Regions from separate parts of the Homo sapiens genome. Here region 2 is linked to region 1. A link is an interaction called in ENCODE POLR2A ChIA-PET data of the cell type or tissue named here. Cell type or tissue: PC-3. All regions are shown on one strand. Each heading gives the region's core, and the rest is flanking DNA. Links, peaks and the distances in the headings are about the cores only.

Region 1 (16,278 bases), core at 3,293-11,292:
AGTGTATATAAAATGGAATCTATGTCAAAATGGTAACAAATAGCTTCACTAAATATCAAGTAAACTAATCTTTGGGTTACTTAAGTTATATCCTGATGGACAGGAGGTAAATGAAAACCAGACCTATCTCACTGAGGCTTCAAAACTAGATCTAAAATTCTAAACCAGAAGGTGATGCTGAGATGGGACTAAAGAAAGCCAAAATACTTCTGTCAGCCCCATCTATCCACTACTACCAAATAGTTATGCATTTCTCTGTATAATTTGATCTTCAGATTTCATTTTGCATTAAGGGTGTTCAGAGATCTATCCCTTTGAAACTCTTATTTTCTCATATTAGAAGTCCTCCTGAAGCCTTCCCATTTCTTTCAGGCTTCAGAAATGCCTAAGGATGTGGAGAAAAGAGCACGTTTACATACTTTAGATGAAAATATAAATTATTTTAAACTCTGTGGAAAACAGTACGTAGACATCTCAAAAAACTAAAAATAGAACTACCATTTGACCCAGCAATTCCACTACTAAGCATCTACCTAGAGGAAAATAAATCATTATATTAAAAAGACACCTGCACTAGGATGTTTATCACAGCACAATTCACAGTAGCAACATCATGGAACCAACCTAAGTATCCATCAACAGTTGATTGGATTAAAAATGTGTTTTATATGCACCACAGAATTCAATGCAGCCATGAAAAGGAAGGAAGTCATGTCCTTTGCAGCAACATGGATGGAGTTGGAGGCCATCATCCTAAGTGAACTAACTCAGAAACAGAAAATCAAAGATTGCATATTCTCAGTTATAAGTGGCACTCATAGACATAAAGACAGAAAATAAACTCTGAGGACTCCAAAAGGAGCGATGGGAGAGGGATGAGGGTCGAAAAATTACCTATTCGATATAATGTTCACTATTTGGGTGATAGGTACACTAGAAGTCTACCATTATACAATATACCCATATAATAATATGCACATTTACTCATTGAATCTAAAATTAGAAATGAGACAAAACTTCAAGTTACCTCTGGAACCAACAGCAAATAATTCTGTAGTTGATTAGTAATTCCTGCCATAGGCACAGGGAGAAGTAAAAAAGGCAGGAACATCAGGTATTTGCCATCCCACAATAGGGCAGGAACTTAGGAACTGAGCAGATCTAAGCTCAAATCCTGACTTTGTCACTCACTAACTCTATGACAATGAAAATGCTACTTTATCTCTCTGGGTCTTCATTTCTTCTATAAAAGGGGGGCTAATAATTTCTACCTTACAGGTTACAATGAGGATTATATTATATAGTTTATGAATGCCGTAAACTGAAGATCTCATATACATTAAGAGCTCAATAAATGCTTGTTATCATTATTTAATATAAAAACAGTAAGGTGTCAGAATTTTCCCTATTCAATAAGCTCTCTAATTCAATTAATTTCCCTGTGATTTTTTTTCTGTTTTAACCTCCAAAATATTTTTGACAACATAAATTTTAAAAAATTATAATTTTAGAAAATACAAAAGTATGCATGGTTTCTAATTTTCTTGAAACATACCATTTTCTTCACCAGTTTTTAATCTTTTAAGTAAGCACTCATGTCCTGTGGATATCTTGGATCAGGATTTGCTGTTGTTTATTTGTACCTAATTTTCACTCTAATAAAATGGATTGGATACTATAGCACAGTATTAAAGAAAAAAAAAGAAAGAAACTAAGGAGAGCGCTTATCTAGACTATGGATCTCCAAACCTTTCCTGTAAAGAGCCAAATTGTAACTATTTTTGGTTTTGTGTAATATATATTCTCTTTTGTTGCTGCTATTGTATAAACAAATGCAAATAAATTTATATTATGTAAACATGTTCCCACAGCTATGTACCAATAAAACTCTATTTACAAAGGTACATGATGGGTTGGATCTGACCCTGGGGCTGTAGTTTCCCTGGTGCAGACCAACTAACTCAGTAATGGATGAATGTCTGGCTCTTGTCCTTATTTGCAACTTGTCTACGCTTTGTGCCTTTCCACACCTTCAAACACCAACAACATTCTTCATTTTACGATAATAACAGTAATAATTTTTAAAAGTTCACTTTTATAAAAAACTTAATATGTGCTTGAAATCAAGAAAAACACATAGAGAAGCTCACATTTGTACCCCAAATCTATGTGCTATTTTATGGATTGAATATCATTCCCCCAAAATTTGCAGGTTAAACCCTAGCCCCCACAGTAACTGTATTTAGAGATAGAGCTATTAGGGAGGTAATTAAGGTTAAATGGAATTATAAGGGAAAGACCCTAATCTAACAGGATTGGTGTCCTTATAAAAAGAGGAAGAAACACCAGAGATCTCTCTCTGAATGTGCACAAGGAAGGGTCATTTGAGGACATAGCAAAAAGGCAACCACCTGTAAACCAGGATGAGAGCCTTCACCAGAAACGGGATTTTCTGGCACCTAGGTCTTGGACTTTTCGTCTCCAGAGTGTGAGAAAATACATTTTTGTTGTTTAAACCACCCAGCCTGTGGTACTTCGTTATAGCAGCAGAGCTAACTAGTGTAGTTGTGGCCTTCCTGATTGACTTTGACCAAGGTTACTCCAATATCTAACCCAGTTAGATTATGAATGAGTCCTCAAATGACACTCGCTGAGGACCTTACTAATGATGATGTCCCAAACTGCTCTTTTCATAGAAAGAAGCAGAATAGGACATCCTGTTCTTTCCTGGGCACCATCCTGGCACAGAGATCCCCTTTTCTTTCCAGTACTGAAATTAATCTTTTAAGTAAATAACATATGACAATAAATCATTCTTCAAGCATGAAGAGAGAACAGAGAGAAAGATTGTCACTTTTTGATAGGTGCCTGGAAAAAACATCAATTAAAATATTTTTCTTTCTTGATAGAATTTTCATTTGACCATGTAAAAGTTTTTCTTGGATTATTTTGAGGGATGATGCGCTGTCTTGCTGCAAGTCATTCTAGGTACTTTATTTTAATTTGCTATAGTGCTTTTAACTATTTCTCAAGTCTATGGACATCTTGCATTCTACATTATTATTATTATTATTTTGAGATGGAGTTTCGGTCTGGTTGCCCAGGCTGGAGTGCAGTGGCACAATCTTGGTTCACTGCAACCTCTGCCTCCTGGGTTCAAGCGATTCTCCTTTCAGCCTCCTGAGTAGCTGAGATTACAGGCGCGGGCAACCACGCCTGGCTAATTTTTTGTATTTTTAGTAGAGACAGAGTTTCACCATGTTGGCCAGGCTGGTCTCAAACTCCTGACCTTAGGAGATCCACCTGCCTCGGCCTCCCAAAGTGCTGGGATTACAGGCATGAGCCACCGCATGTGGCCTCTACCTTATTTTTTAACATGTATTTTCTACCCTCTTTCTCACTTCAGCAGACTTTTGCGATAGCCTTCTGCAATACACTTGTTTGTAATACGAATAATTCACATTCATAGGGGAAGGAGGTCATGGAAGACTTTCAGAATAAAGCTGCATCTTTACTGAGATGAGAAAAATTAGTATAGAGTTTGGAGAGACAAAAATTCTAAAATGGAAGGAAAAAGGGGAAGAGAAGGACCAAGAATGGATAAAGTGGTTGTGCTAGGAAGAGGGGGCAAGTGTAGAAGGGAAGGAGAGCAACACAAGGGCTGTATCTTTTACAATTTGTTTGTTTTCAAATGACCTCTTCAAAACACAGATCTGTTCAATTTCCCAACTCAAATTGGTTGAAAAATCCTACTCAGCAGCCAAACTTCATTAGAACAAAGCAAAACTAGGCAAACCTGAAATCTATGCATTCTCCTTGTCTTCCTCTTTCAGTTTTATCCTTCATGTAATCACAAAATTTGATAAACATTTGGTTCCAGCTATCATCCTTCCTTCCTGATTGACTACAACAGCTTTTTTTTTTATTATTATACTTTAAGTTTTACGGTACATGTGCACATTGTGCAGGTTAGTTACATATGTATATATGTGCCATGCTGGTGCACTGCACCCACTAACTCGTCATCTAGCTTTAGGTATATCTCCCAATGCTATCCCTCCCCCCTCCCCCCACCCCACAACAGTCCCCAGAGTGTGATATTCCCCTTCCTGTGTCCATGTGATCTCATTGTTCAATTCCCACCTATGAGTGAGAATATGCGGTGTTTGGTTTTTTTGTTCTTGCGATAGTTTACTGAGAATGATGATTTCCAATTTCATCCATGTCCCTACAAAGGACATGAACTCGTCATTTTTTATGGCTGCATAGTATTCCATGGTGTATATGTGCCACATTTTCTTAATCCAGTCTATCATTGTTGGACATTTGGGTTGGTTCCAAGTCTTTGCTATTGTGAATAATGCCGCAATAAACATACGTGTGCATGTGTCTTTATAGCAGCAAGATTTATAGTCCTTTGGGTATATACCCAGTAATGGGATGGCTGGGTCAAATGGTATTTCCAGTTCTAGATCCCTGAGGAATCGCCACACTGACTTCCACAATGGTTGAACTAGTTTACAGTCCCACCAACATTGTAAAAGTGTTCCTATTTCCCCACATCCTCTCCAGCACCTGTTGTTTCCTGACTTTTTAATGATTGCCATTCTAACTGGTGTGAGATGGTATCTCATTGTGGTTTTGATTTGCATTTCTCTGATGGCCAGTGATGGTGAGCATTTTTTCATGTGTTTTTTGGCTGCATAAATGTCTTCTAAACAGAGCCCTCAGAAATAATGCCGCATATCTACAACTATCTGATCTTTGACAAACCTGAGAAAAACAAACAATGGGGAAAGGATTCCCTATTTAATAAATGGTGCTGGGAAAACTGGCTAGCCATATGTAGAAAGCTGAAACTGGATCCCTTCCTTACACCTTATACAAAAATCAATTCAAGATGGATTAAAGACTTAAACATTAGACCTAAAACCATAAAAACCCTAGAAGAAAACCTAGGCATTACCATTCAGGACATAGGCATGGGCAAGGACTTCATGTCTAAAACACCAAAAGCAATGGCAACAAAAGACAAAATTGACAAATGGGATCTAATTAAACTAAAGAGCTTCTTCACAGCAAAAGAAACTACCATCAGAGTGAACAGGCAACCTACAAAATGGGAGAAAATTTTCGCAACCTACTCATCTGACAAAGGGCTAATATCCAGAATCTACAATGAACTCCAACAAATTTACAAGAAAAAAACAAACAACCCCATCAAAAAGTGGGTGAAGGACATGAACAGACACAACAGCTTTATAACAGATCTCAGTGCTGTACTCCTTTCTCCTTCATTCCCTTCTCCCCTGTGGTAATTATCTAAAGTTAGGATTTGATGGTATTGTGCTTAAAACCTTGAAGTGGCTTCTTCTGACACATGAATGCTCTGTTTACCTCTTCAGCCTCAACACTTGTGTTTCTCTCCTTCCTGTCTACACTTGAATGATTTTCTTGAAATTGTTTCCACATGTCCCCTCTTCCTAACATAACCACTCTATCCATCCCTGCTCCTTCTCTTCCCCTTTTTCTTTCCACTTTAGAAATTTTGCCTCCCCAAACTCTATACTATTTTTTTTCATCTCGGTAAAGATGCTGCTTTATTCTAAAAGCCTTCCATGACCTACTTCCCCATATGAATGTGAATTATTTATTCATTTGTTATGCTCCTATAACACCCTGTTCTTACACCTATATTACCCACTGTCACTGTTTACTAGCTACTTATTTACAAGTTGGTCTGTCTCACTGGAATGTGACTTCTTTAAAAAGAGACAGTTTATTATTGTTTTTATCCCTACTGCTGAATGCGATGCTGGGCATGAAGCAATTGCTCATTAAAAGTTGTTGAGTAAACTTAGACCTTTAAGATAAGAATTTTAAAAGGAAGTAATATTTAGGGCAGACACTCTCAGTTCTGATCAGTAACATAAAGCCTCTACAAGGATAGAGAAGGGAACTTATTTTTCAAAGAACTTAGGGATTCTGCATTCTCTTCCAGGTACAGATTAAAAATTGTTAGCACTGATGGAAACAGCTGGCATTGTTGGAAATAAGCTAGCTCCATGAAATATGAACTTATGAAATGTACCCATCTCCCTCTGAAGAAGGCTATAATCATGAGGTGGTTCTCAGAAATACTAGATAAGCTGCAGCTAAAAAGGAGGGCAAAGAGTAGCATGACCCCAGAAAAAAATATCCTGTTAAGTGTATTTTTTTTTTTGTAATTAACATTGTACTTTCAACTAATTAATTGTTTTTTATTAGCTAAATACATAATGTGTAGTTGACAAAGATCTCAATCAGGAAAAGGTATTTCTTTAAGGTTGATAAGATCCTGGATTGACAGAACTGGAAGAGACTTAGAGATAATTTATCCAATATCCTTAATACATGGAGATCCTGAAGCTGAGAGGAACAGTGATTTTCTGAGCAAACCTAAGTGAGTATAAATCAGAAATAAAAATTTAAGTGAATGGCTTGTAATCTCATGTTCTTTACACCACATCCTTTAGCCTCATGAATCCTAGTCTTGTGTTCTCTGTATAAATAATATTGTCTATCTGATTGTGTTTTCAGGCAAAAGGAATGGAATTTGTATTCAGTGATCTTAGAAAATTGTTAGTTATCTGCAGAAATGGTCACTTCTGCTTATTTGTAGAATATTTCAATTTTATATCTACAGGACATGAGGTAGAAAAAGTACACTTGTAGATTTAATCCGCATATAGCAATGGGGTTAGTGATAAAAAGTGAATTCCAATGCCTTGACTTACATGAAAGAAATCCACAGGGTCAGTTATACAATGAAAGGCTGTCAGCTATTATATTCTTACTTTGGAATCAACTTTGTTCCTGTAGTTTTAAGTAAAAAGAGTTGGCAGAAATTCTACTGCTAAGATCTCTAAAAGTGAGCTCTTAAACATATTTGCTTATGTTCTAGCCTTTGTTTGTAGAACAGGCATTGAGGAGTTGAACAGGAAATGTCACATTCTTTAGCCAGGAGCTATTCCTATACACTCAGAAGCAGCAGCTGGATGAGCTCCAGCTGTAAGGGTTTACTCAGGAACTTCTGGTAGGGATGCTCACCCTCAGATTAGCTGTCTTAGTTCATTTTGTTTTGCTATACAGAATATTTGAGGCTAGGTAAATTATAAAGGAAAGAGTTTTTTTTTTTTTTTTTTTTTTAGCTCATTGTTCTACAAGCTAAGTTCAAGAGCATAGCACCACATCTGGCTGGCTTCTGGTGAGGCGACATTCTGGGTCAAAACATGGTGGAGAAGCATTAAAGTGAGTGGCATGTTCAAAGAGATCTCATGGCAAGAGAGTAAGGAAGAGAGAGAATCTAGGAAGCTGAACTCAATTTTATAACACCTGCTTTCTGGTAACTAATCCAGTCCTTCAATAGTGAGAACCCACTCACTACCAAGGGAGGACATTAATCTATTCATGAGAAATACATATATTTTGGGGTTCTCCAAGGCTCAAACACCTTCCACTAGGCCTCACCTCCCAACATTTACACATCGGAGATCAAATTGCAACATGACCTTTGGCATGTTTAAATGCCATGTGGTTTGGCATGTGCTTTTCCTTGACAAATGAAGCAAATACCCTATCTTGAGTTAACAGACAATCATCATGGAAAAGGTCAATCTTGGATGTGGGAGGGACCCTGCCTTGTTTGTGTATTTATACCTGTATGGGATAGACCACTCTTCTCTCTCTGGACTCCTTGGCTCAGAGCAGCATATCTCCATCATTGGCATTCACCATCACTATGAAGGGCTTCACTGCTTTTGCCATCCTTGGTCTAGCAGTCACTGCTTGGGCTACCTCGCCATATGGCAAGTCAGGGTTTCTTTCCAATAGTCACGCGTTTATGTTAACTGTAATATATTCAGCCTTCATTAAATTATAAATGTTAATGTCTAAAGAAAATTTAGAAGGCATCTGTTTGAATTGGCCTGATTAACAAAAGTGAGTTGAGTCAGATCTTTAGTGTGAGGAAGAGAGACTGAGGAGAGGGATAAAAGGATTGTGGCTGTATGTTCCATTCCTGAGCAGGATCCCTCAGGTTTATGACTTGCCCTTTCAGAAACAACCTATAAAGCTTTGGGACCATAACCCATGCCATCCTACTCAGAGGATGCCCACAGGAACTCCTGGACATCTGTGACAGTCCTTTCTCAATAAACAGAGCTTTCCCCACTGGATTTTTTTTTTTTTTTAAATCAGAGCCACATGCATGTCTATCTTCATCCTGAGTTTGGACTTGCATGAAGAAATGGCCTCTTTTAGGGCTGGGCTGGGCAAGGACTATTGCTGGGAAATGGGTTTTGGTTACCATGAACAATGGGGATTTAGCTTTGCACTTCTAACTGTGCAATTTGTTCTTTCTCCAACTGCTCCTCTTCAACTGATTCTTGCTTCGCTCTCTTCTGGTGATCAAACAAAAGGGACAAAGGTGAGTGCAACCTTCTCTGTGTGGTATTTGTAAAAATGAAGTCATAGTGAATGTGTAAATAGAGCTGTGAAAGTAGCTAAACTGGCTCACAGTGGATTCACGTAACTCCTCTGGAGGTAAAAACATGTCTGCTCTGCGCCTTCCTGGTGGTATTTCCTTCTCTAAAGCTTGCACAAGGAACCTCTTCTCAAAAGAACCGCAGATAAAGTAAACTTTTATCTTTGTATAGTATTTTAAATTTTCTGAGCATTTTTCACATTCCTTATTCTTTTAGACTTTCATTAGAATCCTTAAAGGAGAGATTGATATTTCCTTGTTAAACAGAAAATTCCCTTATTATTTAGCGCATGTTCTGGTCTGTTTATTTCTGTAGCACAACACCTGGTCCATAGAAGTTCTTCAGATGTGTTTGTTGAAAAGCTGAAGAGGCTAGTTTTCTTTCCACTTCCTTCCCCTTCAACATCTTCATATAAGAATAGAATTTAATAATGGGAATACAGGGCATTATTTTTTGTTCCAACTATAGGTGAACTGTTCCAGATACATTAAAGGCTTAAAGACTGCATGCCCAAGAGACTGGAGACCAATATGTGGCACAGATCAGAAAACTTACAGTAATGAATGCATGTTTTGCATGCAAAACCAGGAAGTGTTATACTCAATTTGAAGCCCCAATTCGTCTTTTTTTATGATTATAAAGCCCACACTGGCCAAAATCTTGGTCTTTTAAAACATGGCTTGACAAATGCCACTTTTTGTGTGCTTCCTCAATACCCCATGCACAATGCTCTGTTAAAGTTGTGAAAAAGAAAAGCTTAGCTATATGTCTAAAGAAATATACATATATGTGTATATGTGGATTTACATATGTAAATATATATATGTGTATGTTTGTGTACTTGTTGGAAGTAATGGCAAAAACTGCAATTACTTTTGTACATATATATACATATATAAAATATATTGGTTATTCAACCAAATTCTCATTCACATTATACACTATCTTTTGGGTATTAGCTGTTACCTATATGCATTTGATACCCACATTGCATTTAAGGAAACAGTCTCAAGCAGGAAATATATATTGGTCACATTTTCATGAATCTCCTATACTTTTCTTCCTCCACAGGATAATTTTGAGGATAGCTATTTCTATTTAGGCTGTTAGCCATAGACACATAAAACCTTGTGAACTTATATGGAAATATATGACTTTGATCTATCCTTTAGAATTTGTGTTTCCTCTCATGATCGTCTAGAAAAGTTGAGGGAAGAGAATGATAGTACAAATGAATAGTTGGAATTAGCATATCCCCACCACTACTAGCACTACAAGTTTAATATTAAGTCTTTACTTTTAACAAGATCTGAGACTTTAGAAGAATGAAACAATGATTATTACCAGCCTTCCAGTAGTATGAATTCAATACTTTATGATTCATGGTTAAAATCATGGGCTTTGGTGTCAAACATTCGGATTAGAATCCAGACTCCACTTTGTAGATTATGCAAATACCCAAGTTACTACAAGCTTCAGTGTTCTTATCTCTAAGACAGAAATTATAATAGAATTTAGGATTCACTGTGATAAAGCATGCCAAATCTTAGCTAAGTAGCCAACACAGAGTGCTTTATAGAAGTAAGCTCCTTTTTTCTTATCTTTTTCTTCCTTCTTTTCTCCTATTTTCTAGTCCTTTTGAAAATTTAAAGTCAAGTGTCACAGCAAGTGTTATCCAGAATAAGGTCTCTCAGTATATGTTAGCTCACACACTAATGCAACCAGAAGAGATTAAAATTATATTATCTCATATCCTGTTTTTAGAGAGCAGAAATCTAATATTTAGAAAGAAGTGACTATACCAAAATTGTACAGACTTTAAGTGGCAGGGAAAGATTTGGGTGTATTTTCTTTTTCTTAATTGCAAAGTTAAGAATGTTTTCACACTATATTATGTCTTAGATTCTCACTGAATATTCACAGGATTTTAAAAAATGCTCAATCTACTTTTAGTGTTGATTTTATGTTTTTATATTCTTACTTGATTCAAAAATGTTCATATATTAAAGATGTTTACTATCAGTATTAACCAACTGGGATAGTTATTCAAGAAGAGCTTCTCATTCTCAGTCTAGGTCAGACAACAAAGAAATAACATATGACTATTTTACTCTATAGACTATGAAATCTCAAATTATCACATTATGCATTCAATAAAATCTTCTCTTCCAGAGATCAAGAATTTCAACTCAGAAAACTTCATGAAGGTAAATGTGTAAGTATATGCAGAAATTTTATTAATTCTTAATTCTTAATTCTTGATGTAAAATATGCCTCATTTTCGTAGAAAACAACCATTTAAAAATACATATTCTAAAAATTACCTATGACTATTTATATTCATAGATAAGGCATCTGGCCAACCTAAGCAGATCTGAAATATAGCAGAGGAAGAGTTCACAAACCTTATTTATAGCCCTTAATTGGAATATATTGCTATCCATATAGTTATTTTCTAACATTGCAATTAACTAGAAGGTTAAGGTGAGGATTTCAAGGAAAATTAGGAACTTAAGACGCTTTTATAACAATAAAAAAGTTATAAATAAAGTATGAAAAAATTTAAAAACAAGCGTAGACACAATTAATTCAGGGGTAAAAAGCTAGGTGGGTGGAGTGTCAATAATTCTAATAGAGTTTAAAATGTGATATAAGATAATTATAAACATGGGGTTGTGACAATAAAGACAGTTCATTTTTAGGACGGGCACCTAACCAAATTTGATGGGTGAGAAAGAGAAGTATCATCGTGAAACTGTTCTATAAGTAGTTAAAATGACATTTAAGAAGGAGTGGGAATTGTCCTGATAGATACAGTTGGTAAAAGTTAGGCAAGATAGGAAAACAGCAAGAGCAAAAGCACAAACATATCCAGGGGCAGGAAATACTTGGGAACTCAGTCCTGAGGTTTAATTAGAGTAAGATGCAGAAGACATTGCAGACAAACCTGAAGAGATAAGCATGAGTCAGGAGAGGATTATCTCCTAATGGAGAATCAGTTAAGTATTTGAAGAGCAATATCTATTTTGCTTTTTAAAAGATCAGTCTGGCATCAGTGTGGAGAGTGATTGAAACCTCAGATAAGCATAGAGAATGGGCAGAGAATTAGCAGAAAACTGGGGTCGTTTGAACAGGACATATTGAGGGCTTGAATAAAGTGGATGACAGTATGATGAGGAGAGGACTGACTCAGAAATGAAGTACCAGATAGAATCCACAAGGTGTATTCATCACTTAGATATAGGGAATTAGTGAGAGGGAGGGCCTAAACTGGACTGAGCTGTCCCTAGCTGTGACAAGACTCCCAGCCTTGTTGAGACAGAGTATGTAAAGTGCAGCAGCTATATTTTTTGCATATGGAATTTTGGAATGAATGATCTTTTAAGATATTTTAAAAGTTTGTTTTCTATGATTTAATTATTTGAAAGATAAAACATGTTTGTTTGTTTGTTTCTGATGGAGCAGATTCAGTGTACCAGGTATTCTGAGGCATGTACCATGGACTACACACTTCACTGTGGATCTGATGGAAATGTATATTCCAACAGATGTACCTTTTGCAATACCGTTGTGTAAGTGCTGAATTTAATGTATTATTTGCAGAACTAGCCTCTCTCAGAAATAGCCGGAAACAATCTTAGTACCTAACAGGCTAGATGTTACTATGAAGCATAAGACTATGATTATTATCATAATATTTTACCAAAAAAAAGAAAAGAAAAGAAGAAAAGAGAGAGGAAAAGAGGAAGAAAATACATAAGGAAAAAATTGATGCTAAGAAAATAAAAAATTTGATCAATATCGCTAAGTGGCTGCTAAGAGAAAAATTTACAGACTCTTTGGTTTCTGACTCTGGCTCTTATTACCATGAAACGTCTCTTTTCTACCATGTTAAAGCTTATTGATTAATTACTCAGTTTTTTAATGCCATGTACTCATCTAGCTGGCTTAATCTAAAAATATGAAACTTCTCATTTAATATTTCCAAAGCCATCCTTTTAAAAAATAATAATAATAACTTTTCTTGTAGGAAGAGCCAAGGTGCAATTTGGTTGAAAAATTATGGATTGTGCTGAATCTCCCTGATGCTTAAGGATATCAAGTCTCCTTTGGCAGATTCCACTTAGATAACCAGTTTGTCTTGGACGGCTGAGGAGGCAAGCAATAATCTGGTACAAACATGGATTTGAGTCTTCAACAAAGTATTCTCAGCAAGGAACTGACTATCAGTCCTATCTGTGGATGTGATTCTTCTCTTAAGGAGAATATCTATGGTCATTTTCCTAAGCTAAAAATCATATAGAAAGATTTTCTCTATTTCTATACAAATTGGGAACTAGATATTATACACACAATGGTGAGAAGAGAATATGCTTATATCATGTTTAAAAGACTCAATTGTTTTAAGTAAACATGAGTCAGAGGATGGATCTGTCCATTGGTCTCATATTATCTTTGGCACACTAATGAAGTGAAAAATTTAGATTTGGAGAAAGTGAGAATCCAAAATACTATACACTAATCAGAACAGACCAGTCATAACGTATATTTTAGGTGTCATCATTTAAAGAGGACTCAGTCACGTATGGGCACATGCAAAAAAGGCATTATGTTGAAGGGAGAGAGACATTAAAAACAAGATCTGATTGATTAAATGTTGAAGTCACTAAAAGGCCTCAGGAAAATATGATGGAGGTGGGAATGATGAGGGTATATTCAAAACCATCCTGAGAGAGAAACTCCAGAATTTTCTCATCTAGCATGCCATAGAAAGCACCCAGAGAATTAATTCAACTTGCTGAGATAGATATTTCATCTTGAAGGAGAAAAGAATTTTCTAGTAGTAAGTTTAGAACACAGTAATGCCCTATAAATTTAACTGTGGAGAGCACATGGTTTTTAAACACAGGTTGGTTAAATACATGCCAAATATGCAGTAGAGATGTGTGTATGTGTGTGTGTGTGTGTTTTCCTAGCAACATGTATAGAAAAGTAATGAAGGGTAAGGCAATGTTTCGTGTGGGGAAAAGCAATACTAATGGGCAAAAGAAGAATCCGTTTCATAAAGAAATTTTCAGACTAGTGAGAGAGACATACTTTTAAGGAGTTAATTACTATACAATGTCACAAGGACCATACTATTAGAAGTTTAATCAAGACAAAAAGAAAGATATGAGGTGTTAATGACATACTATATCAATCTGTCTACTTGTTTCTCAGTTATTACAAAATACCACAGACTGCATGGCTTAAACAATGTAAATTTATCTTCTCAAAGTTCTGAAGGTTGAAAAGTCCAAGATCAAGGTGCTGGTTAATTCAGTTCCTTGTGAAACCTGTCTTCCTGGCTTGCAGATGGCTTCCTTCTCACTGTGTCCTCACATGATGTGGGTGATGGTGGGAAAAAGGCAAGAAAGGGAGAGTTTTCTTTTTTTTCTTATATAAGGCCATCAATCCTATTAGATTGAGACCCCACCATTATGACCTCATTTAACCTTAATAAACTCCTAAAAACCTTATCTCCAAATACAGTCACATTAGGGGTTAGAATTTCAATATGTGAATTTTGGGGAACATATTTCAGTTTATTGCAGCTAGGTTACTAGAGTTTTATTTTTATATTTTTTTATATGCATAAAGGATGGTACTTGGACAGGAGAAATGAAAGTATTCTATTATGAATTTCTTATACTATAAGTAAAGTGATATCATACCATTTAGACTTACCCAGTGAGAATACATATATTTTGGGGTCTTGGTGAGAAACTAAGGTTGTATATTTTTAAACCCTATAACAACATTAAATAGCCAATAAGGGAAATAAAATGGAATAATAATTTTTAAAAAAAACTAAAAAAGAAACTTCAGCCCAAAGAAGGAAAAGAGAATAAAAAGGAAGCAAAACGAAGAAAAATAGGTTGGACTAATGGAAAACAAGTGGCAGGATGTTAGAATTAATACAACTGTATTAGTCTGTATTAGTCAGGGTTCTCTAGAGAAACAGACTGATAAAGTGTGTGTGTGTGTGTGTGTGTGTGTGTGTGTGTGTGTGGAGAGAGAGAGAGCAAGACAGTAGGAGATTTAAGTCCCTGGCTCACACAATTATAGGGCTGGAGAGTCCAAAATCTGCAAGACAGAGGAGCAGGCTGGAAACCCAGAGGTGTATTGACATTGCTGCTCAAATCTGAAGGTGTCCTGGAAGCAGAATTTCCTCTTCTTTGAGGGCTGTAATTAGTCCATTTACTGTTGCTTATAACAGAATACCTGAAACTAGGTAATTTATAAAGAAAAAAATTATTGGGAACCATGCACAGGGCTACCGTAGAGCACACTGAGATTCATTCCTGGCCCCCAACCACTCTGGGGGAATGGTTGAGTTAAACTGGCAAGGAGCAACCTGTTCTCATGATGGACTTCTGGAATCCTGGCAGGACAAGACCCCTCAACCACTATGGACACTTGAGTTGGCAGGAAGAGCTGCTTAGTGAAGTATTAGGAGAAGCACTCCATTTGGTGTAGAGCCCAGAGGGTTTGGTGTGGGAGCATCTGTAGTGGAGCTTGTCCAGGGATGCCCATCCCCCTAGGCTCAACTTTCTTCTGTAGGAGACTTTAGCCCTGGGGGAACTGCCAGACCTAAACTCTGCAGGGAGGTCTTGCTCATCAGACAGGGCCAGTCTGACCTGAGCACCTATTAGTCTGCTGGCCTCTCTTGGGGTCCCAGCCTTGCTGTATCTGTTTGCAGTGCAGGCTTTGGTGCCCTGGCGACCCTCATCATAGCTCTTGCACTGGCAGACTGCACCTGACCAGCAGAGCAGTCTCTGTAGACATGCACCAGCCTGCCTGATCCCTTCTGCCACTGCAGTTTCCCCAGGGTCCACAGCCATACCCCACATTGCCTTATTCGTATCCCCTAGCACCATTCTGCAGCTGATGAGCATGCACCCTGCCCTGTTGTTGCTGCCACTACTGCTGGCACGTGAGAACAATGACAGATCCTGCCACCTTTACCTTACAAATTGCTTTGGCTATCACCACCCATCAGGGTTTGGTGACCAGTGGTCTGGAAGCACCATGACCCCCATCCCCATCATAATGGATTTCTAACTTCAAGGAGCCAGAGAACAAAGTTGGGGCCTGATAGCAGTCCCCCAGAGTTAAAGCAGAAAATCCAGCAGTTGGTAGCTGAGCCTTTGCCCCCTAAAATCTTCCAATAATGAAGCCATGAGACAGAATCCAATTTTTACATACAATCAAACCCTCAAGGTCATAAAATAGAATACAAGAAAAAAAAAATTCCAAGGGACAGCAGCTTCAAAGATTAAAGAAACATCAGCCCACAAGATAAGAACAGCAGCTGGGCGCGGTGGCTCACGCTTGTAATCCCAGCACTTTGGGAGGCCGAGGCGGGTGGATCACGAGGTCAGGAGATCAAGACCATGGTGAAACCCCGTCTCTACTAAAAATACAAAAAATTAGCCGGGCGTGGTGGTGGGCACCTGTAGTTCCAGCTACTTGGAGAGGCTGAGGCAGGAGAATGGCGTGAACCTGGGAGGCGGAGCTTGCAGTGAGCCGCGATTGCACCACTGCACTCCAGCCTGGGTGACAGAGTGAGACTGTCTCAATTAAAAAAAAAAAAAAAAAAAAAAAAAAGAAAGAATCAGCACAAGAACTCTGACAACTCAGAAAGCCAGGCTGCTTTCTTTCCTACAAATGACTGAACCAGTTCTATAGCAAAAGTTCTTACCCAGGCGGA
Region 2 (16,278 bases), core at 4,740-12,739, 790 kb after region 1:
ACTTTCATTCTGGGAAGTTAATTTGAAAAAAAAAAAAAAAAGTCAATTTCATTTAAAGGAAACTGAGCATGACTTGAATATGGTACACAGGAAAGAGCTAACGATTTGAATAAGAAGACCTGAGTTTGCATGCCAGCTTCTTACTAATTGGAAACTTCCTCTCTCTGAACCAGTTTCTTCTTTGGTAAAACTGGGGAGGGCAGATCTAACACCCACCACAAAACGGGAATATCCTATGAAAAAACAGGTGGGAACACAACCTGTAGATGTTACAGCATACATAAGCCATTTGTATTTATTTTAATAACTTCCTTTCTCTGTTCCTTTGTTTTTCTTGTCCCCATGCATAATGAAATGATAATAACTGGATCATTTTCATCGCTCCTGTTTCTTTCCTTTCAAGAACAAAGGATAAATATCTAACAATGGCATTACAATTCTTTTGGGGCTCAATAGTGTCACCAAGGAATGTCCAATACAATCTATCAGCAAAGCCCATTCAAACAAAGAGCCTCTTTGGGCTGCCCTAAGATCCAAAAAGAGCAGGCTGGGCTCTCTCTTGTCAAAGACAGCCATTCTGAGCTAGAGTCCAGCCTCCAGACCCCTACTATCTGCCCCTAGACACCTAGGAGCTTTCAGTTTATTCCCACAGACCCCATGATAGAGCCTGGTTCTGCCCTTCCCATTGTCCTCTCTCCCATCCCCACCACAGCAGCTCTTCCCCAGACCGCACATTTTTCACATCTGAATTCACCACTTATTGCCTCAGTGTGTCCTCAGTCATGTTGGTTAAGGTCTCTGTGCTTTGTTTTTTAAAATTTCTATAGATACAAAATATTTGCAGTACCTATAATATTTTGGGGTACACATAATATTTTAATACATGCATAGAACGGGAATGATCAAGTCAAGGTATTTAGAATATCCATAACTTTGAGTATTTATCATTTCTATGTGTTAGGAAAATTTTAAATCCTCTCTTCTAGCTATTTTGAAATATGCAATACATTGTTTGCTAACTATAGTCACCCTACTCTGCTATTGAACATTCGAAGTTATTTCTTCTATCTTGCTATATGTACTTGGCATTATTTTAATCCATAAAAAGGACATGATGAAAGAAGTTACCCCCATAGGATTGTTTTCAGCAGTAAAGGTTGTTATTCATTTTAAGGACTTCACACAATTTGAGGCAATTATAAATATTCAGGAAGTATTTCCTATTACCAATTTTTCCTTCTTTCCTCCTCCCTTCCTTCTTTCCTTCTTCCCTTCTTCTCTCTTCCCCTTCTTTTTTCCTTCCTCCCTCCCTCCTTCTCTTCCTCCTTCCCTCTTTCCCACCTATTTCCTTCCTCTTCTCTTTCTCTTCTTTCTTCCCTCCCTCCCTCTCATTCTCTTTCCCTCCCTCCCTCTCTCTTTCTCTCCCTTTCTCCTTCCTTCCCCCTTGCTTTCCTTCCCCCTCTCTCCTCTTTCCCTTCTCTCTCCCTCCTTTCCTCTTTCTCCCTCCCTCCTTCCCAGCTGCTCTTCCTTTCTCTTTTTCCTTCCTTCTTTCCTTTCCTCTCTCTCTTTCTCCTCCCCTCATTTCCTCCCTTGCTTCCTTCCTCCCTATTCTGCCACTAACCCTTACTTCCTCCTTGCCTTTCACTCTCTCTTCTTTCTGTCTCCCCTCACTCCCTTGCCCTTGCCTTCATGTACCTCAGTCCCTACCTCCCCTTACCCTGACAGCCTCCCCAGGCCTGAGCCCATATGGAGTTGGCTCCCACAGTGGCTCTCCTGCAGGAACAGAGTCAGGCTTAGCTGCTCCCAGGGCTGGGATCTATCAGCCAAACCAGTACTTGACTTTAGGGTATTTCTAGGACTTAAATTACATTTGTGGAGCCACTAGCCATTATTTTTGGGAATTCTAAGAGGCCCAAAGTCCCTGAGGACTGAGAGAAGATAAATGTTGTATTGCCCATCTTTGCTTAAAAGTGAGCAAGATTGATTCTGGTCATTTTAAACAGTTCTTTTAATATCTGGGCAACTCTCCACTAAGTCCTCTCCAATCTACTAGCATGAGGACTCAGCTGAGTCCTGAAGTTCTTCTCATCCTTCTTCTGTCCCTTGTTTCTTTCCCAGCCTGAATCTGGCATCACGCCCTGACACTCACAGACTTTTCTCGCTCCTCTGCTGAACTCTGAACTCTCAGGGACATGAACAGGGACATGTTTACAATGCTTTAATTACCCTGAGATGCCTTAACTCAGAGAATTTGGATTCAAAAGGACCTAGGTTTAAATACTGCCTTTGGCACTTTGTTCTTATGACCTTGCACAGATTATTTAATTGCACTATGTCCATTTGCCTATTTGCTCACTCAACAAATATTCATTGAGCCTCTACAACATTCCAGATGCTGTGCTAGTTATTAGAGATGAAGTGGTGAACACGGCAGGCATAGCCTTTGCCCACAAGCAGCTGAGAGTGGAGGAGATATCTAACAACTGAAATCACAAGCAAATGAACAAAAATAATAAGTTGTGATGAGTACTATGAATAAAACATTCCGGAGCTAGGCTAAGCAATAACAAGGTGGGAGAAAGTAGAGATACCTATTTCAATACGGTGCACAGAGATGGCTTAGAGCTGCACTGGCTTAGAGATAGCCCCAGTGCTATCCATATTTTGGCCTAATACTTATTTGTTGGAGTATGGAGGGACTGTCTTGTGCATTGAATGACATTTAGCAGCATCCTTGACCTCTGCCCACCAAATGCCAGTAGCCATCCCCAGCCACACTGTCACAACCCAAAATGTCTCCAAGACATTGTTAATGTCCCTGGGAAAGCATGAGAGGGCCAATCATCTCCAGTTGGGAAGCTCTGGCATAGAGTATGGGCTTTGCTGTTGCACAGATTTGGGTTTGAGTCTCCCCTCATTTATTTACTTGCCATGGTGACTTTGAATAGGAAACTAAGCTCTCTAAGCCTCAGTTTCCTCACAGGTGAAATGGGGATATTATCAACATCATCTTGTAATGTCGTTAGAGGAATAAATGAGATAGCAACCAGTCCATAGTAAGTTCTCAATAATATGGTGATTATTGCCGACACTATTATCATCACATATGTCTCTCCAACTGGCCACTAGCCCCTTGGGGACAGGAACTGGCCCATAATCACATGCTATAGTTTGGATATTTGACCCCTCCAAACTTCAGTTTGAATGTTGACCCCCAGAGTTGGAGGCGGGGCCTCATGAGAGGGTGAGAGGTATCTGGGTCATGGGAGCAGATTCCTCATGAATGACTTTGTGCCTTCCTGAGGTAATGAATGAGTTCTCACTCTGCAGTTCAGGTGAGAGCTGGTTGTTTAAAAGGGCATGGCACCTCTCCCCTCCCTCTCTCTTCTTTCACCTCTTACCATGTGACATGCTGCCTCCCCTTCACCTTCTTCTGTGATTGGAAGCTTCCTGAGGCCTCACCAGGAGCAGATGCTGATGCCATGCTTCTTGTACAGTCTATAGAATTGTATGCCAAATAGACCTCTTTTATTTATGAATTATTCAACCTCAGGTATTCTTTTATAGCAACACAAATCAACTAAGACACCAGATTTATACCCCCAGCTCACAGCACAGAAGCCAAGACACCTTACAAACCTGGTAAACCTCTGCAGTGAAATCTAATAAGTCCCCACACAGACTGGATGGACAGAGAAGGCAACCAATGCCAAGTAAATGACTGTGACTTTGATTTGACCCCAGGCAATTCCAGTCTCTGTGCTGCCCTGCTAAGAGAAGGGAGAAGGTTGCATGAAAGCTTATTCCCCCGACAGGGAGTGGCTGATGAAAGATTATATTGCCATTGGTCTTCCTCTTCTCCTCTGAACAATTGCAGGGGCCTTTCCTCTTCCCATTTGGCTGATGTGAAACTCCTGATTCTCTTTTGCATAACAGATTTCACCTCTGTTCAGCCTTTGTGGCCCAGCCAGTAGACCAAAGGGCATTTATTTCCATATTTCCCTGCTGATCTAGGGTGACCAGGTTGACACTTTGTTGCCTCTCTGGTTCTTTCTGGGCACTCAGTGGAACTAGGATAGTTCCTATCCCCACAGAACTGAGTTTAAGCAGAGAGACCAAGTCCAGCTTCCTCCAGCCCCTTTGTTATTCCTTCTTTCTATCTCTCCCCACCTCATCACCCTTAAAGTCCTTACAGATCTAACAGTCCAGGGTTCATTTATCTTTATAGAGCCCTGAGAGATTCCTCCATGGGAGAGACAAAAGCAAATCAGAAGGGCATTGGCCTTAGCAGTTTCCTTTCCTAAAAAATTATTTCAAATACTTTCCAAGACCTTGCTTGTCCCTGTGCCTGGCAATACCTACTCAAGTCCCCTACTGCCTCTAGATCCTGTGTTGACGCAATTTTGGCAGGAGAAGATTGGCTCTGATTTTAAAAAGAGTATTTCCTGAGAAATGATAATGTATGAGATTCTGTTCTGGGCCCTGCAATGGCTACAAAAATACTAGGCCCACTGATCTGTGAGTTCTTGTAGCACCTGCACAAAAGTGATCAATATATGTTTGTCGAATGAGGACATGGCCCTAAAAGGAGAGATGAGAAGACAAGCATCTGTTGAACACCTGCCATGTACTAGGACCTTATTAGGCATCTAGGTACAAAGGTGAACAAGATATAATCCTGTAAAAAAACTGAGACCTGGTGGAGACAGGTCCGTTCACAAAAAAATGTAATATCACTTGATAAGTGCTGAGAGAATGCTATGTGTATGCAGCAGGGTGATACTCAGCCCAGCCTGGACTTAGGGAAACCTTCCTAGAAGAGATGATGCCTGAATTGAGTCATGAAAAATGGGAATGAGTTAGCATAAAAGATATCCTAGAAAACAACCAGAGACATGAAAGGGCATATGATCTGCTGGGAACTGCAGGCAACTGGGAATGACTAAAATGTCAAGGAAAAGGTAGGAAGAGGCAGAGGATTAGAAAGCAGACACAGTCAGGGCTGGGCACTGGAGGGAACTGCCAGGATTCTGCTGCCCTGCTGCCTCTCCTTCAGGGTCTGTATCTGCTGCAGGGAGCCCCTGGCCTGGCCTGAGTCCCCTCCAGCAACTGAAGGAGGTGGTGCCCTGAGGGCCTGGCCATCTTGCCCCTCTGTGGGTGACACTGAAGGACAATATTCACTCCTTACTGGGTTGTCTGAGGGTTTGTCGGGCCTGCTTCAACTTCTTCATCTGCCTAGTACTGTGTCCTCCCCAGTCCTTTCATAGGTATTGATTCGTATAAACATTTTCCACTACAAGCCCCATCTTCACATCCACTTCTGTGAACCCAGCTTGCACCAGCCTTGGATGCCAAACCAGGGGTTTGGATGCGTTTTGTCACTATCAATATTCAGTTATTGTTCCTTTGCAACACAGACACTCCACATGTGGTCTGCCCAGATTCGAACATTCTTCAGTATATAGTGGTTACCTAGGCCATGGGCTGGGAACAATTCCCAGAGAACTGGCTGTAACCAGTTAGTTATACAGAATATCCTTTTACTCCTTTCCCACTTTTAGGTGAGAATTTGTCTTCCTCATTACCCATATCTCTAAGTGGAAGAACTTCATCTAGAAAACACTTGTCACATCTCTTCCAATAGCCCTCCTCATAGGTGGAAAAGGGAGTTATCTGACTGATCAGTTTAGGAGAAGAGATCTGAGGTTCTGGTTCTGGGTACCCTCTCTTCTCTCAGGATGGCCTCCCAAAGGAAATGAGACCACCATTTGGTCTGTGCTCAGAGCCATGCAGAAAGCTTGTTGGGCCCATGCTGTCCCCTCCAGGAAGACGTTGGTGGACATGCCTTCCAGGACTGGGTGGGGAGCATTTCCAAGCCCATTCAGCCCCACAGCTAAGCAATACTCCCCAATCTAGCTTGAATCAGCAAGAATGATGACATTTTGATCTTTGCCAATCTAACTCCACTATCTACCTGACACTCAGTTCTGAACTTGGGCAGGGAAGAGAGATGTTATTTTTCAAGGCCTCTAAAATAACCCAACATTCACAATCCAAAAGCTTACAATGTCTTAATGTATCAATTTATCAGTACTCAAGAATATCAGTAACTGCTATTGCATACATAAATGGTCAAATAAATACATATTGTTCTATCTAAAAGATAGACTCCCACCAATAAGATTAGGTTTATATATTCTATGGAGGGCTTCACTCAAGCTCACCAGGGACAATGGGCAGGAGCTATGGGCATGAGGCCATGGACAAAGTGGCTTAAAAACTGCTTTAAACTGCATGAAAGAATATTGCCTTCACAGCAATCCAGAGCATGTTTATACAAGGGAGAAGCTAATGAACTTAACGTCGGTGTATTTTGCATTAGGAATGCAGCTGAATATTATGAGTGTGAGGACTATATAAGACATTTCTAAAAAGATTAAAGGGTCTTTTCCTCTAGTATAGGTTTAGAAAAAAAATCAGACAAGCCTCTTTCTTGGATCACATACCGGAAGTTAAACAGTGGCAGGATGTCATGGTTTGAAGGGCCATAGACCTTGTTCCTGACCTGATTCACCAACACCAACTGGCTAAACGACCTCTCTCCAGTCATTTTAACAATCGCAGCTTCAGTTTCCACATCTGTCAAATGGCTATGATAACTTATATGCTCTCACAAGGGGTGTTAGGAGAACCAAGTATAATGTTTCATTATAGATCATACTAAGTGATATCATTGACTGGTGCTGTGTCCTGAAAACATTGCTAAGCATTTTTCATGGACTTTCATACTTGATCTTTCACCTTAAGCAGCTGATATTTTCCCTGCTTAACAGATGAGGAATCTGAGGTGCTGAGAGTTTAAGTAATTATCCCAGGTTCTCATAACTAGCAAGGGTGAGCTAAATCTTGAGCCCAGATCCCTGATTATCTGACCCCAAGGCCTGTACTTTTAACCACTCTGCTCTATGCCTTATATATTAAAAACAGTGTTGTAGAGTGGGAAGAATACTGAGTATTAGGTGTATTCCTAGCTCTGCCTCAAATGAGTCATTGGCACTCTCCAGGATCCCATGTGTGGAAGATATAATAACGGCCTCCAAAGATATCCACACCCTAATCTCTGGAACCTAAGAATATGGTATGACACATGCCAAAGCAGAATTCAGGTTGCAGATGGATTACTGTTGTTAGGCAGCTGACCTTAAGACAGAGTATCCTAGATTATCCAAGTAGGTCTACCTGAATCAAAAGGGTCCCTAAAAGCAGAAGAGGGCAGCAGAAGAGGAGGTCACAGTGATGTGATGTGAGACAGACTCACTCTGCATTGCTCACTTTGAAAATGGAAAAAGAGGCCATGAGCCGAGGAATGCAGGCAGCCTCTAGAAAGAAAGGCAGCCCTGCTAGCATCTTGATTTTAGTCCAATGCGATGCATATTGGACTTCTGACATACCGAGGTGCAAGATAATAAATTTGTGTGCTTCAAGCCATTAGTTTATGGTAATATGTCACAACAGTGATAGAAAGCCAATACACTATGCACCTGTTTGTCAAATGAAGGAATTGGGCTTGAAGTTGATTTCTACGGCTTTTGTACCTATGACATCTTTACCAATAGTTTTTTACTCTTTACTCATAAACAGTTCCTTCTAAAGCATGGGAAAGAGCACAGATATAAATGACAAGCAGTTGTTCCTGGAATATAACAGGGCATAGAGCCAGAATCTCAACACATGCCTACCTCCTCCCAAACAAAACTGCTTCTGCTACTCTCAGCTCCCCAGGCACCAGTCATCTCCCCCAGACCCCTCTCCAGGCCTGGAGTCCGCCGCAGACTGGCAGGCTTTGAGCCTAACACCATTTACTGTTGTGAAGCTGCGTTATTCATGCTGCTTGACAGACACTGTCCAAAGTGCCTATTTTAAAATATGAGAAATGGAAAGAAACATGGAGCACCAAGAACAAGAGTCAGGGTTCTCTCTCTCTCTCTCTCTCTCTCTCTCTCACTCTCTCTCTCTTTCTCTCTCTTTCCCCCAACTCTATCCCCAGCTGATCCACATTCTGGCTTTATTCCAAAACACTTGAGCCTCTTCTGTCCAAAGCATAGTCTCATTTTATATTTTCAGGAGCCATGGGAGACTGAGGGAAAAGGAGTCAGCCAGGTATGAAGGCTGGTGGTGACTAACAAAAGGCTGTTACCTAGGGGACAAAAGTATTCAATCATCCTTTGTCTTTGTTTTTGTTTTTTGTTTTTTCCAACATGTTGAGATAGACAATAGAGGATGGGGTATAAGAAGAGGAAGAGAGAATAGAAAGTTCTGAGCACAGAAAGGGAGGAGATATGAGGTCAGCATCCCTCCAGGCTGTAACTCCTGGAAACCTCAGGTGGAGATTCCTGGCAGCAGTGCGTGGCCTGAAGATCTCTGCAGGGTAATTTCTACAGTCTCTGTCACTGACTATGACAGTGCAATAGGAGCACAGGATGACAGACCTTTCCGACTGCCCATTTTCATACCCGCTTTTTTATTTTTGCCATAGCACATACCCTCTCTACCATTCTTTACCTTAAATTCTTCTTTAAGTGACATTTTGCTTTAAGAACTCTTTTCTTTAAAGGACATTTTTAATCATTGTCTGTTATTAAAATGCCTAGTTTTAGATGAGATTTCTCCCCAGTTGCTCACCCTCTTCAGTCCTCTTGTCTCTCGAGGCTCCTGGGAGGATGATAACTCCCTATACCTCCCGCCTCCTCCTTGAACTCTGCCTTGAGTTAGGTGGCACCTCATGATGGTTCTGGCTGGGAAGAAGAGACTTGTGTCACTTCCCAGCCAGCCAGAGCAATTAATTACTACTGGGAATCTTTCCAGTGCTGCTGCTTCTGACAAGGAGGCTGCATGTTCCAGGTGGAGATGCTCAAGGATTCACCTTGTACCTGGATTGCTAAGTCACCAGCTGAGAGTAGTTGTTGTAGAGCTGTAGTTTTTCAAAGTGTGGTTCCCAAATCAGCAGCAACAGCATCACCTGGGAACTTGTTACAGATGCAGATTTTCTGGCCCAACCTAAGAGCTACTGAGTCAGAAACTCTGGGCGGGAGGGGGCAGCAATCTGTGTTTGGACAGGGGATTCTGGTGAAAGCAATGGCTTAGGTTTTCTAAGGCCTATAGGGTCATGTGGCCCCACAACAGACTTTCTATGAGCATGAAAAAAACTTTGTTGTATTAAGCCATTGAGATAGCTGGAGTGTTTTGTCACCAGGATATAACCTAGCTTATCCTGATTGATACACTACTAGAAATGAAAAACAAGTATACTTTGCCAAAAATAGAAGGTAACTGTAAAGTGCAAACATCATAAAAATAGTTCTATTAAATTTGATGGTTATCACCTGCTAAAGGCTTTCAGCCTGGAGTCTACTCAAATTTCAATAAAAAGGGAGATCAGCACATTTTAAAATGTGGTTAAGGAGATGTTAGCATTAACCTAAGACTTTTTCCTTGAGGAAGAACTGACTCAGAATTGGAAAGGGAATATTGACTCTGCAAATCAGTGCTATTCAATGACTCACCATTTTACTGCCTGAAATCATCTCAGATACCACTAGTATTATGTGAACTACCCTTTCGGAAAATTGATTGGATCAACCTCTTTGTCTTGTGTTTGTGGAAAGCTGTGGTCCAGAACTGTGAATGTCCTTGTCCATGGTTACACAGCAAATTAGAGGCAGAACTCAGACAAGAACCCAGGTCTCCCACAAGCCCTGATCATGGGCACTTATTTTCCCAACACCCGACAACCTTCAGTCTTTCAGCAGCCATACATCCCCAATTCAGCTCATGGTATTACTGCAGAAACCCAGGCCCCTAACATGACATGCAGGGGGTTGCTGAAAGGAATGGTCAGGGAAGGGATCCTGAGGTCAGGAAACTCAAAGGCAAATATAAAGCCCCCTCTGATCTCATTTGTGCAGAGAACTGTGGAAGTGGGTAATTAAAGAAAACATAAAGAAACAGCTAGTATAGTGAAGGAGAAACCAGGAGATGGAGAATGAATTCGTTTCCTGTGGCTGCTGTAACATATTCCCACAAACTTGGTAGCTTATTCTCTCACTGTCTTAGAAATCTGAAATCACTATCCCTGGGCCCAAAGGTGGACCAGCTCAAGGGGAGAAACTCTTCTTTGCCTCTTCCAGCTTCTGGTGGCTGTGAGCATTCCTTGACTTGTGGCTGCTTCACTCAACTGTCTGCTTCAGTAATCTCTAACTGCCTCTATTTTGTAAGGATACTGGGATAGCATATAAGGCCTGCCTGGATAATCTAAAATAATCTCTTAATTCTCAAACTCTTGGGAATTTCATCACATCAGCAAAGACCATTTTTCCAGATAAGGTATTATTTACAGGTTCCTGAGATTAGGACATGGCTAGGTTGGTAGGTGGGGTGGGGATGTGTGCATTCTTCAACCTACCGTGGAGAGTCTAGTTCAAGGTCTACCACCAGCTCAAGCTGACCTCTTAGGCAAGTCCATTTCCCTCTCTGAGCCTAGGTTTCCCTCTGGTAAAATGAGAGGGTCTGCATGAGATGATTCCAGAGGGTTCTTCCAACTTTGGCAGTAGGAGTTCCCTGGATAGTAGGAGGTCTCCTCTATGCCCCTAAAGGGCACATGCAACCCAAAGCAAGAGGTTCTCAAGGATTACTTAATGGCAGAAACTAGAGCAGAGCCCACATCTTTTGACTAGTAATTCCTCAATACACTGACCACCCTCCTCCACTCCTTATACCTGCCTCCACCCTCTCCTCCTTATACTGGCCACTCTCTGGTGGCCACTGAAAAACTACTGTGGCCAGCTCCCAGAGAGGTGAGATGCCACATCACAATGAGGACTTCAGAGAACCTGCCTAAGTCCTGAGGTGTGCCAAGGACACCTAGTCCTCACCTCCTCCAAGGCCCTGGGACATCATGAAAATAAACAGAGATCTAATTCATAAATCCTTTGGGGACAAAAATAGGCTGAAACAAAAGGAACTGGTGAAAGCTCCAGAGCCCCTAGAGTTGGGTTTTTGAAAAGAAGCTCTAAAGCCCTGTCTTGACTCTTTCCTAGGACTGGAATAGAGTAATGCAAGCACCCCCAGGGCCTTGACCTGCCTGGACGATTGGCTGTGTGGAGGGTGAAATAAGTGTAGATACTAATCATATTAGGAAAAATGAACACATTTGTTAATATTGAGTGCTGGCAAACGTTGGAAAATGGGTACACCCATACAATGCTAGTGGGAATGTACATTTGTACAACCACTTTGAAGAGCAATTTGGCAGCATGTACTAAATTAAAAGGTATATGATCCTATGATTGAGTAACCCCACTCCTGGCATTGCCTGTGCTAGAAAAACACAAACAATTGTACCAAGAGGTATTCATAAAGCTATCTGTTGCCACTTTGCTGTCAAATGCACTCCCTGCTCTGTTCATTGCTGGAAACTATATTCCCAGGATTCCTTGCCCACTGGCTTCTGGGCAGATTTGGTCAATGGGAGGCACTGGTGAAAAGCTAGAGGGAGGAAAAGAGAAACTAAGGTGTTTCTTCCCTTCTGTCCCAGAGCACCTTTCACAGTCCTAGCTCCCAACACAGGGCCTGCCCTGACTTCTGTGCTCTGCCAACACCACTTCCTCCTAGGAGTGCTCTCCAGCTGTAGGGGGGGGTCACATCTTCCTGTTGTTCCTAGTCTCTAAATAGCCTCACCTTCCTACTTGGCTTCTCAAGTCTCTTATCCCCTTGGTGACCAATTCTCTGCATTAAATCCCCTCTGTTTGAAGTGCCTAAGAAGGTTTTCTGTTTTCCTGACTAGACGCTAACTGATAACAGTGTTTGTTTCAGCATTATTGGTAATGCTGAAATTAGCAAAAAGTTAGAAATATCTCAGATGGAAGATGGCAGAATAGGAACAGCTCCGGTCTACAGCTCCCACCGTGAGCGATGCAGAAGACGGTGATTTCTGCATTTCCATCTGAGGTACCGGGTTCATCTCACTAGGGAGTGCCAGACAGTGGGCGCAGGTCAGTGGGTGCACGCACCGTGCGCGAGCCGAAGCAGGGCGAGGCATTGCCTCACTTGGGAAGCACAAGGGGTCAGGGAGTTCCCTTTCCGAATCAAAGAAAGGGGTGACGGACGCACCTGGAAAGTCAGGTCACTCCCACCCGAATATTGTGCTTTTTGGACCGGCGTAAAAAACGGCGCACCACGAGATTATATCCCGCACCTGGCTCGGAGGGTCCTACGCCCACGGAGTCTCGCTGATTGCTAGCACAGCAGTCTGAGATCAAACTGCAAGGCGGCAGCAAGGCTGGGGGAGGGGCGCCCCCCATTGCCCAGGCTTGCTTAGGTAAACAAAGCAGCTGGGAAGCTCGAACTGGGTGGAGCCCACCACAGCTCAAGGAGGCCTGCCTGCCTCTGTAGGCTCCATCTCTGGGGGCAGGGCACAGACAAACAAAAAGACAGCAGTAACCTCTGCAGACTTAAATGTCGCTGTCTGACAGCTTTGAAGAGAGCAGTGGTTCTCCCAGCACGCAGCTGGAGATCTGAAAACGGGCAGACTGCCTCCTCAAGTGGGTCCCTGACCCCTGACCCCCAAGCAGCCTAACTGGGAGGCACCCCCCAGCAGGGGCACACTGACACCTCACATGGCAGGGTATTCCAACAGACCTGCAGCTGAGGGTCCTGTCTGTTAGAAGGAAAACTAACAAACAGAAAGGACATCCACACCAAAAACCCATCTGTACATCACCATCATCAAAGACCAAAAGTAGATAAAACCAGAAAGATGGGGAAAAAACAGAACAGAAAAACTGGAAACTCTAAAACGCAGAGCGCCTCTCTTCCTCCAAAGGAACGCAGTTCCTCACCAGCAACGGAACAAAGCTGGATGGAGAATGACTTTGACGAGCTGAGAGAAGAAGGCTTCAGACGATCAAATTACTCTGAGCTACGGGAGGACATTCAAACCAAAGGCAAAGAAGTTGAAAACTTTGAAAAAAATTTAGAAGACTGTATAACTAGAATAACCAATACAGAGAAGTGCTTAAAGGAGCTGATGGAGCTGAAAACCAAGGCTCAAGAACTACGTGAAGAATGCAGAAGCCTCAGGAGCCGATGAGATCAACTGGAAGAAAGGGTATCAGCGATGGAAGATGAAATGAATGAAATGAAGCGAGAAGGGAAGTTTAGAGAAAAAAGAATAAAAAGAAATGAGCAAAGCCTCCAAGAAATATGGGACTATGTGAAAAGACCAAATCTACGTCTGATTGCTGTACCTGAAAGTGATGGGGAGAATGGAACCAAGTTGGAAAACACTCTGCAGGATATTATCCAGGAGAACTTCCCCAATCTAGCAAGGCAGGCCAACATTCAGATTCAGGAAATACTGAGAATACCACAAAGATACTCCTCGAGAAGAGCAACTCCAAGACACATAATTGTCAGATTCACCAAAGTTGAAATGAAGGAAAAAATGTTAAGGGCAGCCAGAGAGAAAGGTCGGGTTACCCTCAAAGGGAAGCCCATCAGACTAACAGTGGATCTCTCGGCAGAAACCCTACAAGCCAGAAAAGAGTGGGGGCCAATATTCAACATTCTTAAAGAAAAGAATTTTCAACCCAGAATTTCATATCCAGCCAAACTAAGCTTCATAAGTGAAGGAGAAATAAAATACTTTACAGACAAGCAAATGCTGAGAGATTTTGTCACCACCAGGCCTGCCCTAAAAGAGCTCCTGAAGGAAGCGCTAAACACGGAAAGGAACAACCGGTACCAGCCGCTGCAAAATCATGCCAAAATGTAAAGACCATCGAGACTAGGAAGAAACTGCATCAACTAACAAGCAAAATCACCAGCTAACATCATAATGACAGGATCAAATTCACACATAACAATATTAACTTTAAATGTAAATGGACTAAATGCTCCAATTAAAAGACACAGACTGGCAAATTGGATAAAGAGTCAAGACCCATCAGTGTGCTGTATTCAGGAAACCCATATCACGTGCAGAGACACACATAGGCTCAAAATAAAAGGATGGAGGAAGATCTACCAAGCAAATGGAAAACAAAAAAAGGCAGGGGTTGCAATCCTAGTCTCTGATAAAACAGACTTTAAACCAACAAGGATCAAAAGAGACAAAGAAGGCCATTACATAATGGTAAAGGGATCAATTCAACAAGAAGAGCTAACTATCCTAAATATATATGCACCCAATACAGGAGCACCTAGATTGATAAAGCAAGTCCTGAGTGACCTACAAAGAGACTTAGACTCCCACACATTAATAATGGGAGACTTTAACACCCCACTGTCAACATTAGACAGATCAACGAGACAGAAAGTCAACAAGGATACCCAGGAATTCAACTCAGCTCTGCACCAAGTGGACCTAATAGACATCTACAGAACTCTCCACTCCAAATCAACAGAATATACATTTCTTTCAGCACCACACCACACCTATTCCAAAATCGACCACATACTTGGAAGTAAAGCTCTCCTCAGCAAATGTAAAAGAACAGAGATTATAACAAACTAGCTCTCAGACCACAGTGCAATCAAACTAGAACTCAGGATTAAGAATCTCACTCAAAACCGCTTAACAACATGGAAACTGAACAACCTGCTCCTGAGTGACTACTGGGTACTTAACGAAATGAAGGCAGAAATAAAGATGTTTTTTGAAACCAACGAGAACAAAGACACAACATACCAGAATCTCTGGGACACATTCAAAGCAGTGTGTAGAGGGAAATTTATAGCACTAAATGCCCACAAGAGAAAGCAGGAAAGATCCAAAATTGACACCCTAACATCACAATTAAAAGAACTAGAAAAGCAAGAGCAAACACATTCAAAAGCTAGCAGAAGGCAAGAAATAACTAAAATCAGAGCAGAACTGAAGGAAATAGAGACATAAAAAACCCTTCAAAAAATTAATGAATCCAGGAGCTGGTTTTTTGAAAGGATCAACAAAATTGATAGACTGCTAGCAAGACTAATAAAGAAAAAAAGAGAGAAGAATCAAATAGTTGCAATAAAAAATGATAAAGGGGATATCACCACCGATCCCACAGAAATACAAACTACCATCAGAGAATACTACAAACACCTCTATGCAAATAAACTAGAAAATCTAGAAGAAATGGATAAATTCCTCGACACATACACTCTCCCAAGACTAAACCAGGAAGAAGTCGAATCTCTGAATAGACCAATAACAGGAGCTGAAATTGTGGCAATAATCAATAGTTTACCAACCAAAAAGAGTCCAGGACCACATGGATTCACAGCCGAATTCTACCAGAGGTACAAGGAGGAACTGGTACCATTCCTTCTGAAACTATTCCAATCAATAGAAAAAGAGGGAATCCTCCCTAACTCATTTTATGAGGCCAGCATCATTCTGATACCAAAGCCGGGCAGAGACACAACCAAAAAAGAGAATTTTAGACCAATATCCTTGATGAACATTGATGCAAAAATCCTCAATAAAATACTGGCAAACCGAATCCAGCAGCACATCAAAAAGCTTATCCACCATGATCAAGTGGGCTTCATCCCTGGGATGCAAGGCTGGTTCAACATACGCAAATCAATAAATGTAATCCAGCATATAAACAGAGCCAAAGACAAAAACCACATGATTATCTCAATAGATGCAGAAAAAGCCTTTGACAAAATTCAACAACTCTTCATGCTAAAAACTCTCAATAAATTAGGTATTGATGGGATGTATTTCAAAATAATAAGAGCTATCTGTGACAAACCCACAGCCAATATCATACTGACTGGGCAAAAACTGGAAGCATTCCCTTTGAAAACTGGCACAAGACAGGGATGCCCTCTCTCACCACTCCTATTCAACATAGTGTTGGAAGTTCTGGCCAGGGCAATTAGGCAGGAGAAGGAAATAAAGGGTATTCAATTAGGAAAAGAGGAAGTCAAATTGTCCCTGTTTGCAGATGACATGACTGTATATCTAGAAAACCCCATTGTCTCAGCCCAAAATCTCCTTAAGCTGATAAGCAACTTCAGCAAACTCTCAGGATACAAAATCAATGTACAAAAATCACAAGCATTCTTATACACCAACAACAGACAAACAGAGAGCCAAATCATGAGTGAACTCCCATTCACAATTGCTTCAAAAAGAATAAAATACCTAGGAATCCAACTTACAAGGGATGTGAAGGACGTCTTCAAGGAGAACTACAAAGCACTGCTCAAGGAAATAAAAGAGGA

The links. ChIA-PET counts read pairs that join two places held together with the same protein. Peaks named below come from ENCODE experiments on the same cell type or tissue, not always from the same donor. Only the 100,000 strongest peaks of a DNase experiment are listed, where the experiment ranks them.
Region 2: POLR2A ChIA-PET joins it to region 1 with 5 read pairs; 1 of 35 experiments calls an interaction of 5 or more read pairs at or near these places.

Annotation. Positions count from the first base shown.
Region 1 is chr5:148,139,130-148,155,407 of GRCh38, forward strand. No RefSeq gene overlaps it. Among named protein-coding and RNA genes, the nearest start is that of SPINK14, 21 kb to the right of the region's middle. RefSeq lists a silencer at 6,857-7,151. In PC-3, for the core only: no CTCF peak of the experiment used is centred there; DNase peaks (open chromatin) are centred at 6,992 and 8,502; H3K4me3 peaks cover 1,811 bases; H3K27ac peaks cover 3,526 bases.
Region 2 is chr5:148,930,353-148,946,630 of GRCh38, forward strand. No RefSeq gene overlaps it. Among named protein-coding and RNA genes, the nearest start is that of ADRB2, 110 kb to the left of the region's middle. In PC-3, for the core only: a CTCF peak has its summit at 9,019; a DNase peak (open chromatin) is centred at 9,419; H3K4me3 peaks cover 523 bases; H3K27ac peaks cover 1,693 bases.